Linked DNA regions of Homo sapiens: region 2 is linked to region 1. A link is an interaction called in ENCODE POLR2A ChIA-PET data of the cell type or tissue named here. Cell type or tissue: PC-9. All regions are shown on one strand.

Region 1 (8,000 bases):
CTCAGTTACGAGTTCATACTTTTCAGCCTGCAGTATTTCACATATTTTCTCTAGCTCATTCAGCTTGTTCATTGTTGTTTGCAGAGAGCACTGAAGGTGTGCATTGTCGTTTTGACTTGTTGACAACTCATGAGGCCCTGAAATATACTTTTCTTCCGCATCTATTTCACAGTCTTTAAGGCCACTAATTTCTTGTGACTGCATGTCTTGCAAATTGCTGGTTTCAAGATCTCCTCTAATTGTCTGTAATTCATGCTGCAGGCACTCCTTCTCCTTCTCACTTTCCTGAAGTTTTAATTCCTTATTTCTTAGCATAGCTTCTAATTGCACCAACTGCGCATTATAACTATCTAGAGAAATTTCTTTAACTTCAAGATCCATCTGAGGTTTAAAATTACATTGATTTCTCTCACTCTCTCTTTCTTTCACAGAGTTCCTAATTGGTTCTGATTCTAGATTTTGACATTCATGTTTAGTCTTCATTACCTTCATCAGCTGTTCATTCTCTTGTAATAAGTCATTAACTTCCTTTTGCATTTTGTTTTGTTCTTCCTTTAAAGTCATGATTTCTTGCTTTAAACCACCAGCCTCGCTCTTAGAATTGTTTTGGTTATCTGTCATCTCAGATCTCAGAGCTTGCTGCACTGTCTCCAACTCTAGCATCAGATTCTGATTTCTTTCTTCAGCAAATGCTAATTTTGTTAAGAATTCTTGGTGTTCCTTTGCAAATGCTTCCTTTAGCTGTTCCAACTCATTTTTCCTATTTTCACAAAGACTAGTGCATTCATTTAGCAAGCATTCTAATTTAGAATTCTTTTCCTGTGCTGCTTTGTATTTTTGACTAAGATCCTCATATGCATTTCCGGTTTCTTCACATCTTTGTAGTAAAATAAGTTTTTCTTGCTTGTACTGATCAGATAACTCTGAAATGCTTTTCTCCCTTTCATCTATATAGTTTGCAAAACTCTCACTTTTCTGGATTAAGTTCATCTTCTCTTGATTTAAGGATGCATTAATTTCCTTAAGAGTCCCATTCTCTTGGGTCAGCTCTTCAATTTCCCTTTTATTTAGAGAAATGATGGAACTCATTTCTTTCTTCTCCAAGCTTAGGGTTTCGGATAAAAGTTGTAGCTCCTTTAGAGAGTCTTCAAGTAGATGGTTGCTCTTTTTTAATTCTTGAATCTCTGCCTGCTCAGTTTCTACCTTATCATTTAAAAGTTGCAGCTCTTTTTCCTTGTTCTCAAGGGCACTTAAGGTTTCAGCAACAACATTCTGGTGAGCAGAAGTGTCTTCCTGTAACTTACTAATGCGCTGACTTGTTTCAGCCACAAAACTTTGATGCATCTGTTCTGCTTTCATGAGATTTTCTTCTATTTCTCCTTTGATTTGCACCAACTCTTCACACTGCTTTTGCAGGTCTGAGTTCATCTGTTTTTGAGACTCTAATGAAAATTCAAGTGAATCAACTCTATTTTGTAGGATGGCAGAATTTTTCGGACTTTGGTCTGCTTCTAAACGACATTCACTCCTCTCTGAAGGCATGCTTCCTTGTTCTCCAATTATATTTGCAAAGGAATGATGCATGGCAGGCTGCTGATCAAAAGCCAAAAGACTTCTCTGATGATCTTCATTTGTCACCAGAGAAGCATCTTTGGATTTTAGCAGATCCCTGAGGCTCTCATATTCGGCATGCAAGTCTTGGTAACACCGGTCTTTGTCCATTATTTCATTTGACAGTAACTGAAGCTTGTGTTCTAGATCTTCAACTTGCCCAGTAAGCTGAGAAGTCTTCAAACACATATTTTCTATTTCCTTCTGATGTTTCTGATCTGAGAACTCAGCTTTCTGCTGTAGCTCCATATAAGCTAGTTTCTGGGTCTCTACCTCCACTGACTTACTGTCTAACACGTTGTGAAGGTTTCTGATCTCGACACTTAGGTTTTCTCTGTCCATCTCCAGCGTTCTTACTCTCTCGTTGTATTCATGACTTTTTATTTGCTGTGTCTTCAGACAAGTTTCCAAGTGATTAATTTTACTCTGCAAGTTTTCCTTTTCTGATTCCATCTGAGTTAAAAGTTTTTCGTTTTCACTTTTCCAACAAGAAAACAGAGTTTTCTCTTCTTTCAATTCTTCATATTCTTTCTTTTTTAACTCTAAAGCACTCAGCAAGGCTTTGGACTCTTTCTCTGTCTTGCTTAACTTATCATTAAGTTGTTCAATGTGATGTTCTCTTTTCTTCAAAAGGTCTTGAGAACAATCTCGCTGCTTTTCCAGATCAGCCACAGCAAGCTTCAGTTTTTCTAAAGTCAAGGAGTTTTCTTGCTGATTTATTTTTTCTTGAAGATCTCTTAACATGGTTTCCTGAGAGGTATTCTTCGCTATTTAAAAATAAATAAAAGTCGTCAATGTTTGTAATAAATGTTTATTCTACAGAAACGCTAACCCCTCCCCCCGCCCCCTGGCAAAATCCAAACAAACTAACAACTACTCAAGCCCTGGAAAAACTGGCATTATTGCCTGGGTACCTCCTAGAAAGTGGATCACTTGGTAATTATCTTATATAAAAATGAGAAAAATGGTTATCTTAAGGAGAGTAACACATTTGTTCATCTTCTTTCTAGCAGCTTAAGAACATGTTATTGAATAAAATACCAAGGGATGATTTTCCTAAGCACTGTTTCTTTTCTTTGTATGTGTTTACATATGTGTATATTTTTACCATCTTTTCAAATATTTATTCCAAGAGAGAAAACTGGGACAAGAACAGCACTGAAATGGGAACATCCCACTTTATTGTAGAGTAATTCTGATGTCTCAGAAAAGTAAATAAGTACTCCACCATTTTAGCTAAAACATCCACAGGATTAGACTTAAGTAGAAAAGAGTAAATGATGCCATATATCAGTAATTCTCAAGGCCTATATGTGAATATTCCTGAGGAACATTATCACCCCCATCCCAGCCCCTCATAGTAAGGGTGGCAGTGTCTATGAATGTCACAGTCATTTGGAAGCTTCTTCAAACTCCGTTACCCCCTGTCTTCTGCCTAATGACTCATCTATACATACTGGCCCCTCCTGGTTGGGAATAACCACGATGTTTTCATTAAACAGTGATAAGAAGGCTTCATGTTGCTCAAGTATGTTGGGGGAGATTGAAAGTTGAGAACCTCCACAGTAGATGATAAAGGTAACATGTATTACAATCTCAGACATCATATCAAGTGGAAAGCAGTACGAACTTCTAAGCTGTCAATCTCAATCTACCTACTTATAGTTAAGGGCTTATGTAGACAGCACCACAAGGGCTTCATCCCACTTTGCTGTGAGCAACTCAAACAATCACCTGGGTGATCAACACTGAAAAATGCCCCAACTGTTCCTTTTCTTACAGTTTCCCTTCAAGAAAGCTGAAAACTGACATTTCTATCTGCTGCTGTGGAAAAACTAAAAGCTGTCTTGGGAAGATTGGGTTTTTGTTTTGTTTTATTTTTTTGAGATGGAGTCTCGCTCTGTCGCCCTGGCTGGAGTGCAGTGGCGCAATCTCCGCCTCCTGGGTTCATGCCATTCTCCTGCCTCAGCCTCCAGAGTAGCTGGGACTACAGGCACCCGCCACCACACCAAGATTGGGGTTTTAAAAAAATAGTCACAGAGAAGTGTGACACACATTCCACAGGACAGAGTTCAAAGAAATTCTAGATATGCAAACACCCCAGGTGAGAAAATAAAGGGTATGTAGAAGACATCCGGCACAAACATACAAATATGAAACCAAGAGTGGATTCATTTGATGTGTAGAGCAGAATTCTTTGGCTTTAAAATAAGAAAATAAAATCATTCAGTCAAGTAAGTCATCAAAAAACAATGGTCATTAGGAGCTTGGAAAACATGCATTTAATATAGGGTTTTTCCATTATAAGGGAAATGGTAATGAGTCAGGAGATGAGCTGTCTGGATGTAACTAACAAGCACACTAGAGACACAGAGAATAGCACTCGGGGGTGAGAGACAGCACTGACAATTTAGCTTTGTGTGGAAAATATTTACCCTTCTGATTTCAAAGTGCTGAGCATCAGGCGTTTGGGACTCAATATGTTCCAATTAAAAAAAGTCCCACTCTCACTCTGGAAACTAAAAACTAGAAGAGGGAAAACTCTTCCACATCAACTGCGCACATCTTTTTGAGGGAATATATGAAAAAAAATCCAAAGAGTTTCTCTAATATGTTAATGCCATCCATCCCCTCTCACGGGAATAGCAGCTTAGAAAGGTAACTCTAAAATACTAAGTTTACTTACCTTTCATTTCTTCTGCAAAATTCTGGCTCTGATTTAAACACTGTTTGATGTTCTTGAGTTCTGCCTCCAGGTGGCAGACTTCTCTGGCCTTTTGCTCAGAGTGACTCTTAAGGAGGTTGTTTTCCTTCTTCATTTCCTAAAACACACATTTTAATTGGTTATAGCCAAAACGAATGCTCAAGTAAGTTATGACTTCTGCCTTAATAAAGGTCCCTAGCAGAACTGTTTGTGTATCTCACTAGGGAAAGAATCACAATTTCCCCGTTTGAGTACCTAATGAAGTCAGACATTCTTACTTAAATAATGTTATGAACAGAAGACAACAGCATCAAACCCAAATCTGAAGATAATTTTTTCTTTCAAGAAGTTTCATTGAACTTTCTCATTGTTCATACGCCTATTAAAGAGTAAGCTCAAAAGGAAAATCCTATCTACAAGATCCTCAAGACAAAACCTCCAAGTTCCTATCACACCTGAATGGCCAAATATACCTTTGCAAACATTTGATTTGTTAATAAACCAAAAAAAAAAAAAAATCTCAGCACATATGTTTACTTTTCATTGCAAAACCATCTTAAGGTTTGCTGTTACAGGAATGATTCTGTGGGAAAAATTACCTTCAATAAATGCTTATCAAGAAAACCAACAATATTCAAGATGCTGGAATGTGCATTACAAAAAATGCAAATATAAATAAGACAGAGTCTCTGCCCTTGGGGCAGACATCCTCCAGTGGGGGAAGATGTGATACTAATCATTTAATACACAATAGGATATGCTAAATACTAAAGAGACATTGAGTGTGCTATGGGAAATCAGAGGGCTGGAACACAGAGGAAGAATTAATTCTAGCTTCTGAGCTTTCACAGTGAAAACAGGTTCTTTGGGCATCTGATTGAAGAGACATCCACGCAACAGCATGCAATAAAGTAACACAGGTACATGTGTAGTTCCATTCTACTACTAGGGAGGCCTATATGTTCTGAATCTTAAAAGCAAGCAATATTTACATGCCAAAGAAAAACTTTTTTGCTTATTAACCACATAAGACTCACATAACAAACAAGTATCTCAACCTATACTGTATGCCACCCTTTGGACCACAGGGAATTGGCATAAATCATTACAAGCTAAGAGAACCAAGCACCTCACATCCTCAAGCGGGGAAAAATCATATAAAGCTAACTTTTTTCTAAACTGCATTTCAAACCTACCAAAATTACCCCTTTGTGAAGTAGAGGAAAAATTCTGAATCTTAAAGAAACAATTAAGACCCATCCTCCAAAACCCTACTGCACTGTTAGAAAACAGATGGCCGTGGCAATACTGTGTTGGAAGGCTGCCTTCAATTATCAGTCTGGTTACTACCAGCAGATGGGTACCGATGTAGCAAAGCCAAATTCAAGAAGAGGGAGAATCTGGCTAGTAGAAAGTACTTGAAAACTTGCTGGCAGCTGCTCCGTTCATGTATATGCGTTCATTTCATCATTAAAATAAGACAGAACCTGTTGTAGTTATTATACTCCCATCTACCGTGTCCTGATCCTGCTTCCCTGCTGCTAAACTGACACTCTATCGAATTAAGATATCAATCAGAACTAAAGGGCAGCTCCAACCGATCTCAAGATTGATAGGCTAACATTCACACTAGTCAGTGTTAAACTTTGCAAAGCACGATCATTAAGGTGCAACAATGTTATTGATTTAAATTAGCATCATTAAATTATGGAACGTATAATGACTGGTTTGTTCTTCAGACTCAGAATAATCACCCCTCAAATGAGATCACAGATGTGAAAGGACAAACATCTTAAAGCACTTTGACAGGGGCAATGTAGCATTATTAGTAGTATTTCCTCCCAAAATTTAACAGTAGCCAGATCTCTGTAATCAATGCTAAGATCAGCTGAATGAGGTCAACATAGAAGAGGAACTAGAATGTAATTACCTGGGTCGACTTAGCATTTTTATTTTGCAAATGAAAAAATATTTTCTTACTCTAAAAAAAAAATTTTTTAATCAAATCAAATGACACCTGCATCTGGAGGCTTGACAAGAAAGCTGGAAAGACACTGTGCAAAACTAGGTGCGTCCCAATAGGAAGGAAGGAAAAAAGAAGAGAGAGAGGGCACCAGGGAAAGATGGGGAATTTTATGTTTATGTGTTTGTTGGTCTCGATCCATGTCTGTCCATAACTGGAGACATTTAAATGAATAGTAAGCTCAATGGAAAGATTAACATGACTTTCTCTATTCTGGCATTAGCTCCGTAAATATTTGTGTCTAACGAAGAAATGTTCAGCCAATCCTGGGACCCAGCAGGCTTATAATGCTATGGCTATGACCAACCCAAGAATTTTAAAAGGCCAGAATTTAGAAAATGAACATCTGAAAATGGATGTGCAAGCTGCCATCCATCAGCAATTAGTTTTCCACGAGGCTACAGCCACTTAAGACTTGATTGGGTATCTCATTATCAACAATGAGTTAAGCATACAAAGATACATTTTCCTAGGCATCTCCTGCATCCTCACATGATTTGCAAAATTGGGTACTATGCTGGAAAAGCACAACAAAAATCCCTATAACCACAAGCCAGCATTAGAGCTTAGCAAGCAATTCCACCCAGATCAACTTCGCTTTAGGAGCAGCAAGGGAGGCATCATTTCCTAGGGCCAGACAAAACAAATTTCAGCTACTGTGTGGCATTTCATGATCCCATCCATGAATATAGCTTAATACGTCCCCTGCTGGGCGAAGCCTATATACTTGGATAAGGGATGGATGCAAAGAATGTGTTTTTCCCTTTCCTCCTCATCTCTCTTGCTTGCCAGAGCCAGCTCCTTAGAGGACCTAGTGTAATACAGATCCCTATGCTTGGAAAGGTCCCCAGGCAAGTGTTCCCTCATCTTGACTGTCAAACGATGGTATTTTATTGCCTAACCCCAATGCTATGGGGCTGGCACTGGATAGTGGACGAGCAGCTTATCTAAACCCTCCATTCACTTTGATACTAAATGTTAACTTTACCCTTGATTGGGCCATTAAATCACATTTCCAGTACTGATAATTTCTCATTGTGAGCAGCATGTTTACTAAACACAGACAAGGAAAATTTCAGTACAACTGTCACATTATTTCGGCATCCAAAACCTATAAGCGTCCTAAATTTGTTAGTGCTTACATATAATTAGACACAGAAAGATACCCAGAGTGACACAGTAATAGAACAGGCAAAATTATAAATATGAGAAATCTCAAGTGCACTGTCCCCTGATCACACTTTCTGTGCCTGTAGGTGACAGCAAACAATGCTAACATCAAAAGGTCATGGCAGTGATGAAGACCAAGGCAATGGGCAGGTGTTGGACTGCAATAACTGACTGAGCACTTATGTGCTGGGCACTGGGCTAAGCACTTTACATACAATATTTAACTTAACCAAGAATACAGCCTTGAAAAGGCAGGAGAATGATTTGTCCCTATATGCAGATGAGGAAAGTCAGACTGAGAAAGGGTAAGCCACTGTCTAAAGGTCACATTGTGGTAGGTGGCAGAAAAGCAACACAATCTCAGATCTCACTCACTCTAAAGCCACTACCATTTTCCCACTAAGTTACACCACCACTCTAACTGGGTTCATCAGTTATCTGGTCCCAATCCCAATGCAAAACACAAGAGCCAGCCAAACTCTTTGAAATCTT
Region 2 (8,000 bases), 960 kb before region 1:
ATATGCCAAGAGAGCAAAAAAAAAAAAAAAAATCACATCTCCTAAATTTAAGTATATTAAAACCAGGTAAAATAAAAAACATCTTTTTTTTGTTTTCCTCTTTTTTGGTAGAGGTGGGGTTTCACCATGTTGCCCAGGCTAGTCTTCAACTCCTGGGCTAAACCAATCCACCTGCCTTGGCCTCCTAAACTGCTAGGATTTATAGGCATGAGCCACCACGACCAGCTCAAAGAAATCTTTAAAAGACAATCATAATTTCTTCAGTCATTAAACTTTTCTAGTACTTCTTTTAGTATATTTTTCTCACATAAACACTGCGTTTTCATTCTTTTAATGAAAATAACACACAGAGCCAAGTTCCTTACCAGTATAATGAAATCATTTTACCTGATACAAGATGCTTCTCTGATAGCATGATTTTTGTTACGGGACTTCGGTGAACTGTGAAAGTCTGAAAAAGCTGAGGACCTGACCCAACTGTCTCTGGGTGTTGTACAATCACTCGTACTGCTCCAGAGCTCGTACCATAGGCGATCTCGATCCAGTTACCACTGACACCTATATAAAGTCAAGAGTTGACAGGTGATACATTATGGAACGATAATAAAAAAGCTACCCTCGCAAAGCTTCCCTATGATAAAATAGGCAGAGCTGGATTCACTGTTTATATCAGCCCCAAATCCAGTTCAGTAAAAAAAAAAATCTTAAGACTTCTCCGGTCATCTTAAAATCATTATTTCCTTGATAAATCTTTTCCTAACCCTCACTCCAAGACGTAACTATTCACCTCCTGCCTTGCACTATTAGGTTCTATCACAGTAATTATAACACACTAATTCTGTACTTATTTCTATGTCTAGCTACTTCTATTCCTTATTGACAAAGACTGAATCATAATCATCTTTTTATCTGTCACCTCACAGAGTGCCTGAGACACCGCAGGTACTCAACATAGTTTAAAGAATTCATAAATCTGCCATGCCAAGAACACTACTGAAACAGCATAGTATTCCAAAAGCAATATTCCTTATTATGTCTAGCCTAGAATTACCATCTGCTTTACTTAAACTACAATACTAAATCATTCTCAAATAATCAAGCATTAAATATACTATTTAAGTTTCAAAACACTGTGCTAGGGAATAAACATACCCATTACATTGCTTACATCATACTTAAAATATGTTGTTTCTTCTAATCATCTAAGGTTCAGCTGTGTCTTTTGTTTTCTTTTTTTCAAAAAGTGCCCAGACCCCATTGCAAATTTAGATAGGAAAAAATTCAGTGACCTATACTCTTAAAAGCTTCATGGATAGAGAACATCTTAGCTTTACTGGCTGTTCTAGTTTTACTAACTGATTCATCTGAAAATACTTGAATCAAAGGAAAAAAAGCATGTCATGAAAAACACCTCCTAGAACCAGAAAGATGACTCCATTTTTCATGCCTTAAAATCCCCCTGCCACTACAAAAGAAGTGCTTTGATTTGTAAAACTTTCCCAGTTTTATGCCTGCCTTTTAACTAGATTTAAAAAAAAAATCCACAGCTCATTCTAGAGCAGGGGTTGGTACACTTTCCGTAAGGGGCCAAGTAGTAAACATTTTAAACTCTGCATGCCACACTGTCTCTGTCACAACCTCTCAATTCTGTCATTGTGGCATAAAAACATCCAAAGACAGTGGTATCAAAAAGAGCCAGCTTGGCTAGAAATCCGTGGTTTACTAAACCCTATTTCTAGAGCAATACAATTTAAGTCCTACTATGGTTTCAGTCAAATTCATAGGTATACTCTTGAATATTTCTTTCATACTAAAAATTATGGTTTCTTTTAATAACTTAAATGAAATGATGACTTATATAAGTAGCACATCCAAACCTATTAGTATTACTGAATACAAATTGTTTCTTAGAACTCCTTTCATTACAGATAAATTTTAAATTTCCCATTTGTGCTTATCTTTTACTCCAGAATACAAAAATTCTTACTACTTTACAGAACTAGTCTGTTACTTTTATTGCAATGGCCTCTAAAATGCACTGAAAGTTATAAAATGCCTTTTTTCTACAGCTTAAATTTTTAAATTCCCAAGAAAATAAGCTTAGTTTCCAGCAGTAGTCTAAGAACTTTTTATTTTTTAAAAAGCTCCTAATTTTTAAGTGAAAAATTAGTTATTTTAATAGGAAGACAAATGTGCAGAATTTTTTTTTTTTTTGAAATTTCAGCTAACATTATAATAATATGGCTCAACAAATGCAATTCAGCGTAAGGGGAGTTCCAATTTTCCACCTCAAATTATGTTTGTTTACTGGTCATGTTTGACTTCAGTATAAAACTGAATACAAATTTTAGACTTAGTAGAGATGAAATCCTTAGGCACTGCAGTTCTCAAAAAGAAATAAACCAGTTTAATTTGACCTAGTCACATAATAAACTAATGAATAAAAAGATAAAAAGTCAAGAATGTATATAATTGGCCATGTACTAACTTGTTTTGGGTGTGAGGTAAACACTCAGAGCAGTAATAGCATCATTTGAAGGATCATGATACAGTTCAGTTACAAGAAGATCATTATCTTTCATTCGCAAGGGGAACTTCTGCATATCTAAAACATAAAAATTTTAAACAGCATTAAAATAAATAGCATATCTATTTAAAACTGAAAGGTAATGTTTTCTTGTTCTCATTTAAAAAATTACATTAAGCAGGAGCATTTTAAGTGACTGAACACTTACCTATGTAATATATTGATCCATTGTTACATCCAAGCAGAAGGAATGATCCAGCAGTGTCATAACTAGTTATAGGAACAACATCTTGAACCTGATGTAGTGAGAGTATTATCAGATGTTAGATAGTAATTATAATTTCTATTTTCTGGTCAATTTCCTCAAAACTTTGATTCTTCTGGTAAAGAGGCAACCAATATCCAATTTTAGTAGGGCTTAGGAAATAAACTTTCTTTAGGTGCACGCGTGCACACACATATACACAAACATGCTACAGAGGAGAACCATCAATATACTTCCTTCAAAATATTTTTTTTAAATTGTATTTCCCACAGCAGTACTTTCCTTTCTCAATTTCGATTGGTTGTCTCCTCTTTTTTTGCATGTGATCACTAGATTGCAGCCCACTAGAACTGGAAGGCCGAGTCTGACCAGGTCCCTCTCTTTTCCCTTTCTCATACAAGAGATTAAATGACCTGTCCAAAGTTACACAGTAAGCAAGTGACAGAATCAGAACTAGTAAACAAAGCAACTGATTTCCAGAAAGTACTTGCTCCCTTGATAATTTATTATTTCTCTGAAAAGGTGGTATTCTCTATTTTTCATTCTCCTTGCTAAAGGTTACTTCTTTTCTAGGAAATGGCAAGGGAAACAAAGTCTCATTTGTATTTATTTTTTTAAAGTATAGGAATAAAAAAATTAGTTTTTCCAGGAAAATCAATCTAGTTTACAAATTAATACCTTCCCATATTTGTGCTAAAAGAAACCTGCCGAGGCAGGCAGATCACCAGAGGTCAGGAATTCGAAATCAGCCTAGCTAACACGGTGAAACCCTGTCTCTACTAAATATACAAAATTAGCTGGGCGTAGTGGCGCATGCCAGTAATCCCGGCTGCTCGGGAGGCTGAGGCAGGAGAATTGCTCGAACCTGGGAGGCAGAGGTTGCGGTGAGCGGGGATTGTGCCACTGCACTCCAGCCTGGGCAACAGAGTGAGACTTGGTATCCAAAAAAAAAAAAAAATGTGTTTGCTAGGATAGTTGCAATACTATTTTACTAGAGTGATATTCTACTATTCATCAAAATGAATCTTCCCTGTTTACAGCCAGGCCAGACAAGCCTGTTAAGCTTCTTCACAGATGACATTTGAATTACTAAGACACCAAGTTTTGCATACAAGTCTAAAAGATTTCCAATAATTTAAAAGTTAAAAATGTTAAGGGACTTTTACTTTTCATATACTATACCTGGCTTTCATTTGAAAAGTTAAAATCTAAACATTATCTGCTTAACATTTAAGTACTTTTTATGTACCACATATTATCCAAGAAAACAAACAATGAACTAGAGATAAGGGATGTGAGGTATCCCCTTGCTCTCTAGGAGCTGGTAACTTGTGAGAAAGAAAAATAACAGACAATTATAGTGTGACAGGCACTAAAATAGACTACAATACAATCACAGGAGAGAGGGGAAGAACTGCCATCTCAGTGCTGGTGGGTGAAGAGCAAAGATCAAGGAAGGTTCACAGAGGAAGTGAAGCTTGAAGACTGAAGTCAACTATGAGTTAGGTAGGGCAAGGGGAAAGGGAATATCTGAAGAGCAAGTAAAAAAAGCACAGAATCTAGGTTCATTCTAATTAAAAACAGAAATAACTAAAACTTGGAAATAATCATTCCTCTAAGCTCTTCCTGTATATAATCCTAATTTCTGTACCCTCTCAATGTCATGCAGTTATGAGTTACACAAGAAATATCTCAAAGAACTCAATCATCATGCCCTATCCTGAGGTCAGGCTTTTAATTAAAGCCAATGCCAAAACATTTTATACCAGGAAAACATTGAGTACTTTTCAGTGATATCAGTAAAGATGTCTAAAGGATGGAGGGGAGACTGCTTTACACACCACTAACCAATTTTCTTACTCAAGTTAGCTAAATCATTTTAGTTCTAGCACTAAAGGAAAGGGCTTCAACTCCTGCCCCAGATTCTTCATGGCAGGAAAATGGGGACAGATAAGGCCATGAGATTCTTCTCCCTTTGGATACATTCTTTTTTTTTTTTTTTTTTCAATGAAAGAGCAGCAGGAGCCTAGCGCTTCCCAAGGCACAAAGGCAAACATTTTTACCATTTATTCTCTGGGAGGATGGGCTCTAGGATTAAAGCCTTGCTACTTCTCCTTCTGTAACCTTTAATCATGATCTGCCTTTCTTTCCATGTCTACCCCTCCATACGGGAAAACAGAGAAAGCAGAGGATAAGCAGAGTTACAGTGAGTTACAACTGCTGAGTTCTTCTCTCCCAGCACAAGCAAGGAAGCAGCCACTGTGTGGCCTCCTCTTCTTCGTCCTAACAACTTCATGGCAAGAATCCAAGAAACCATACTGATTAGTATGCATGGTTCAGTCATGTGGTCACAAATATAAAATGGAAGTGGATTTTTCTCTTATAAGGTAGCACACAGTGATTACCACTAATTTCTACATGTAAATTTAAATTTACAGTTTTAAAATACCAGTCTATCTTCCCATATAAGGCCCCTAGAATCTTTTAACTACAATCTCTATACCTGTAAACTTATCATTATTTTTTACAGGATGTTTTAACCTTCGTCCATTACTTTTTAAATAATCACTTATCTAAATTTACCATCGTATTTACCAACATCTTTCCTAATCACTGCTTAATGCATTCCATTTCTTCCCCTTCAAATATAACGTTCTTCTCAAAAGGCATTTTTCTTTAGTAGTCCTTTCAAAAATTCTCTCTGAAAAAAAACCCTTCTCATTCAGGTTTGAATGATAGTTTTGCTGTGTATGAAAACCTAGGCTGAAAGTTACTTTCTCTACCATTTGGAGAATGCCCGTTGTCGTCTTCTGGTGTCTACTACTGGTGATGAGAAATCTGATCAAAGTCTAATGACAGGCAAACTGTCACTATTCTATGAATACTTTTTATCATAATTTATCTTTTATTATAGCACATTTAAACATTCAGGCTGCCAAGACTTGGTACATTTCTTTAATCAATAAATTCATGCCCATTTTCATTTCTCCAAAATGTTAGCAGTTGTTATCTTTTTCAATATGGCTCCTCTAGTCTGTTCCTATCTGAAATGCTTTCTCACTTTTTCCTTCTTTTTCATATTTTCTATCTCACTCTTGGCTCAACTGGAAATGATTTTCTCAGACGTGTCTGTCAATTTACTAATTTTCTTTTAGCTGCGCTTCTATTTAACCATTAAATAAAATTAAAAATTTTTTTTCAATGACCTTTTAATTTTCAGTATTTTATTTCCCTCCATTTTCTGATTTGTCCTATTCCTTCAATACAGCAGCTTTCTAATTGTTCCATTATTTCCAATTTGGGGATTGCAAATTTTTTCTTGTTTAATGACTTTTCGTTATTTGTTTCCATGTGAAGTTTATAAGTTTTGGGAGGTTATTTTAGCAGAAATTACTCTTTCTACAGGATTCTTGTGTGCTCTCTTCTGAGAAAGTGTTCTAACTGGTGTCATATCTGTATCTAGAAATGTCAATAGTCCTAGATCAGTTTCTCAAATTGGAGTTCTCATAGAACAAAGGCAAGTCTTTGTGCTTCAATTCACTCCTAATTTGAATATGTTGGTTTCAATTTCTAATGGTTTCCTCTTGCATCTCCTTTTCCCATTCCAAGACACCAAACACACATCAAACTTTCTTGTTCCAAGATTACTGGGCAAACTTTTCCCAGTCTTCTCAGGGACTGAGAAACTTAAAACTTCAGATTTTTGTAGGAGGCTCAATTTCTACTGTCCCATGAAATCATGCCTCCTACTTTTGCTAAAATCCCAGATCCCAGAGCCTTTACTTTGGTATGTGGTATGAAAGTGTGTATAAACAAACTAGTCAATTAACTTAATACTTAGTATAAACAATATACATTGTTTCAATATTTGTATCTAGTATTTCTATATATAAATTTAGAAAGTCTAAATCTAAGTAAGTATCTCATATTTCTTACTATAAATTCTGTAAGTAAGCAAACAGACCACAGTTAAGACAGCAGTCAAGACAATACTGAAAAGTCAATCCCCTCTCTCCCCAACAAAATGTGGGCCTAGGATTCCTAGGATGCCTGCCTTATTCCTATTCCTAATATGCAGAGGTCTGTAAACCTATCACACACACAGAAAAAGTGTGCTTCTAACATCAGTGCTACAGGTGCCTCACAACAGGAAAGAGAGAAGCTAAATCAAACAAGTCTCCCAAATTCTTGTCCAGCCTAGCCCATCAGACCACAGAAATTCACTTTGAATTCTTGTTCCCAGAACCAATATTTCCTCCCCAAACTCAGCCTCCACTGTGTATTTAGAGGCTAGGCTATCACTCAGATGGTACTATGGCTGAAGATCTCTTATTTCTCAGAATACACACAGAGTTATCTGATTCTTTAGGAAGTAAAGTACATAATGCCTTTCTAGAGCCAACTTCCAAAGCTGTCTACGTTGATATGAGAATGAAACATGTATAACCTATGTTTCCAATATAAATCTAAATTTAAAATATCAACTTGGGAAGCAGTGCCTAAAAATTGCTATTAGGCTATGTAACAGCCTAGGCTACCTATTTGACAATACCAATTAATTCCTTATTAATATTCTTTTGTAACGTAATTCTGTGTGTGTGGGCGAGGGGGTGGAATTAAACAAAAAAAGGAAACAAGAAACTGAAACATTTCTTTTTTTTTTTTTTTACTTTTCTTACCCAAATCAGAGTCAACGCTTTTATAACATTTTCATTAATATTTTATTGAAACTGTCCTGATGATTTTGCAAAAAACTTTTAAGATTACATACAAACCTGGTTCATTTGACTCAAATACTTAAAATCTACCTTGATTATGTAACTAAAGAACTACATGGGATCCCAGGTCTACTGCAAATGTACGATTAATCTCTGCAGTATTTGATAATATTCTTCAACGTCTTTCTCTTTACTCCTTCCTTACCCTTCTGTCACAGAGAAAGAAATGTCTCTACTCCCTGTTGGGTCAAACCTTTCTAGCTGTGCTGTAGATCCCATATACACTCTTGACTTTTATGGGACCGGAAATAATCTCCATTCTTTCAGTCTTCAGGTCCTTCTGGCAACTCTCCTCTCTAGCTACAAGTGTGCTCAAGCCTGTCCTAACCTAGAGGAAAAATAAAGCACCAATTATCTTTTTTTTCAAACCAGCCTTGATCCTTAAGCTATCACTTGGATTCTCTGCTTTCCTTCACCACCAAACTTCTTG

Evidence for each region. ChIA-PET counts read pairs that join two places held together with the same protein. Peaks named below come from ENCODE experiments on the same cell type or tissue, not always from the same donor. Only the 100,000 strongest peaks of a DNase experiment are listed, where the experiment ranks them.
Region 2: POLR2A ChIA-PET joins it to region 1 with 10 read pairs; 2 of 35 experiments call an interaction of 5 or more read pairs at or near these places.

What each region holds. Positions count from the first base shown.
Region 1 is chr1:214,634,299-214,642,298 of GRCh38, reverse strand. CENPF (centromere protein F) reads right to left here. Exons shown (of 20, transcript NM_016343.4): 11 at 4,298-4,433; 12 at 1-2,378. Among named protein-coding and RNA genes, the nearest start is that of CENPF, 35 kb to the right of the region's middle. In PC-9, CTCF peaks have their summits at 4,159 and 4,358 (motif pointing right); a DNase peak (open chromatin) is centred at 4,918; H3K27ac peaks cover 507 bases.
Region 2 is chr1:215,596,690-215,604,689 of GRCh38, reverse strand. It overlaps KCTD3 (potassium channel tetramerization domain containing 3), which reads right to left. Exons shown (of 18, transcript NM_016121.5): 11 at 2,736-2,823; 12 at 2,489-2,605; 13 at 388-558. Among named protein-coding and RNA genes, the nearest start is that of KCTD3, 33 kb to the right of the region's middle. In PC-9, no CTCF peak of the experiment used is centred here; no DNase peak of the experiment used is centred here; H3K27ac peaks cover 1,834 bases.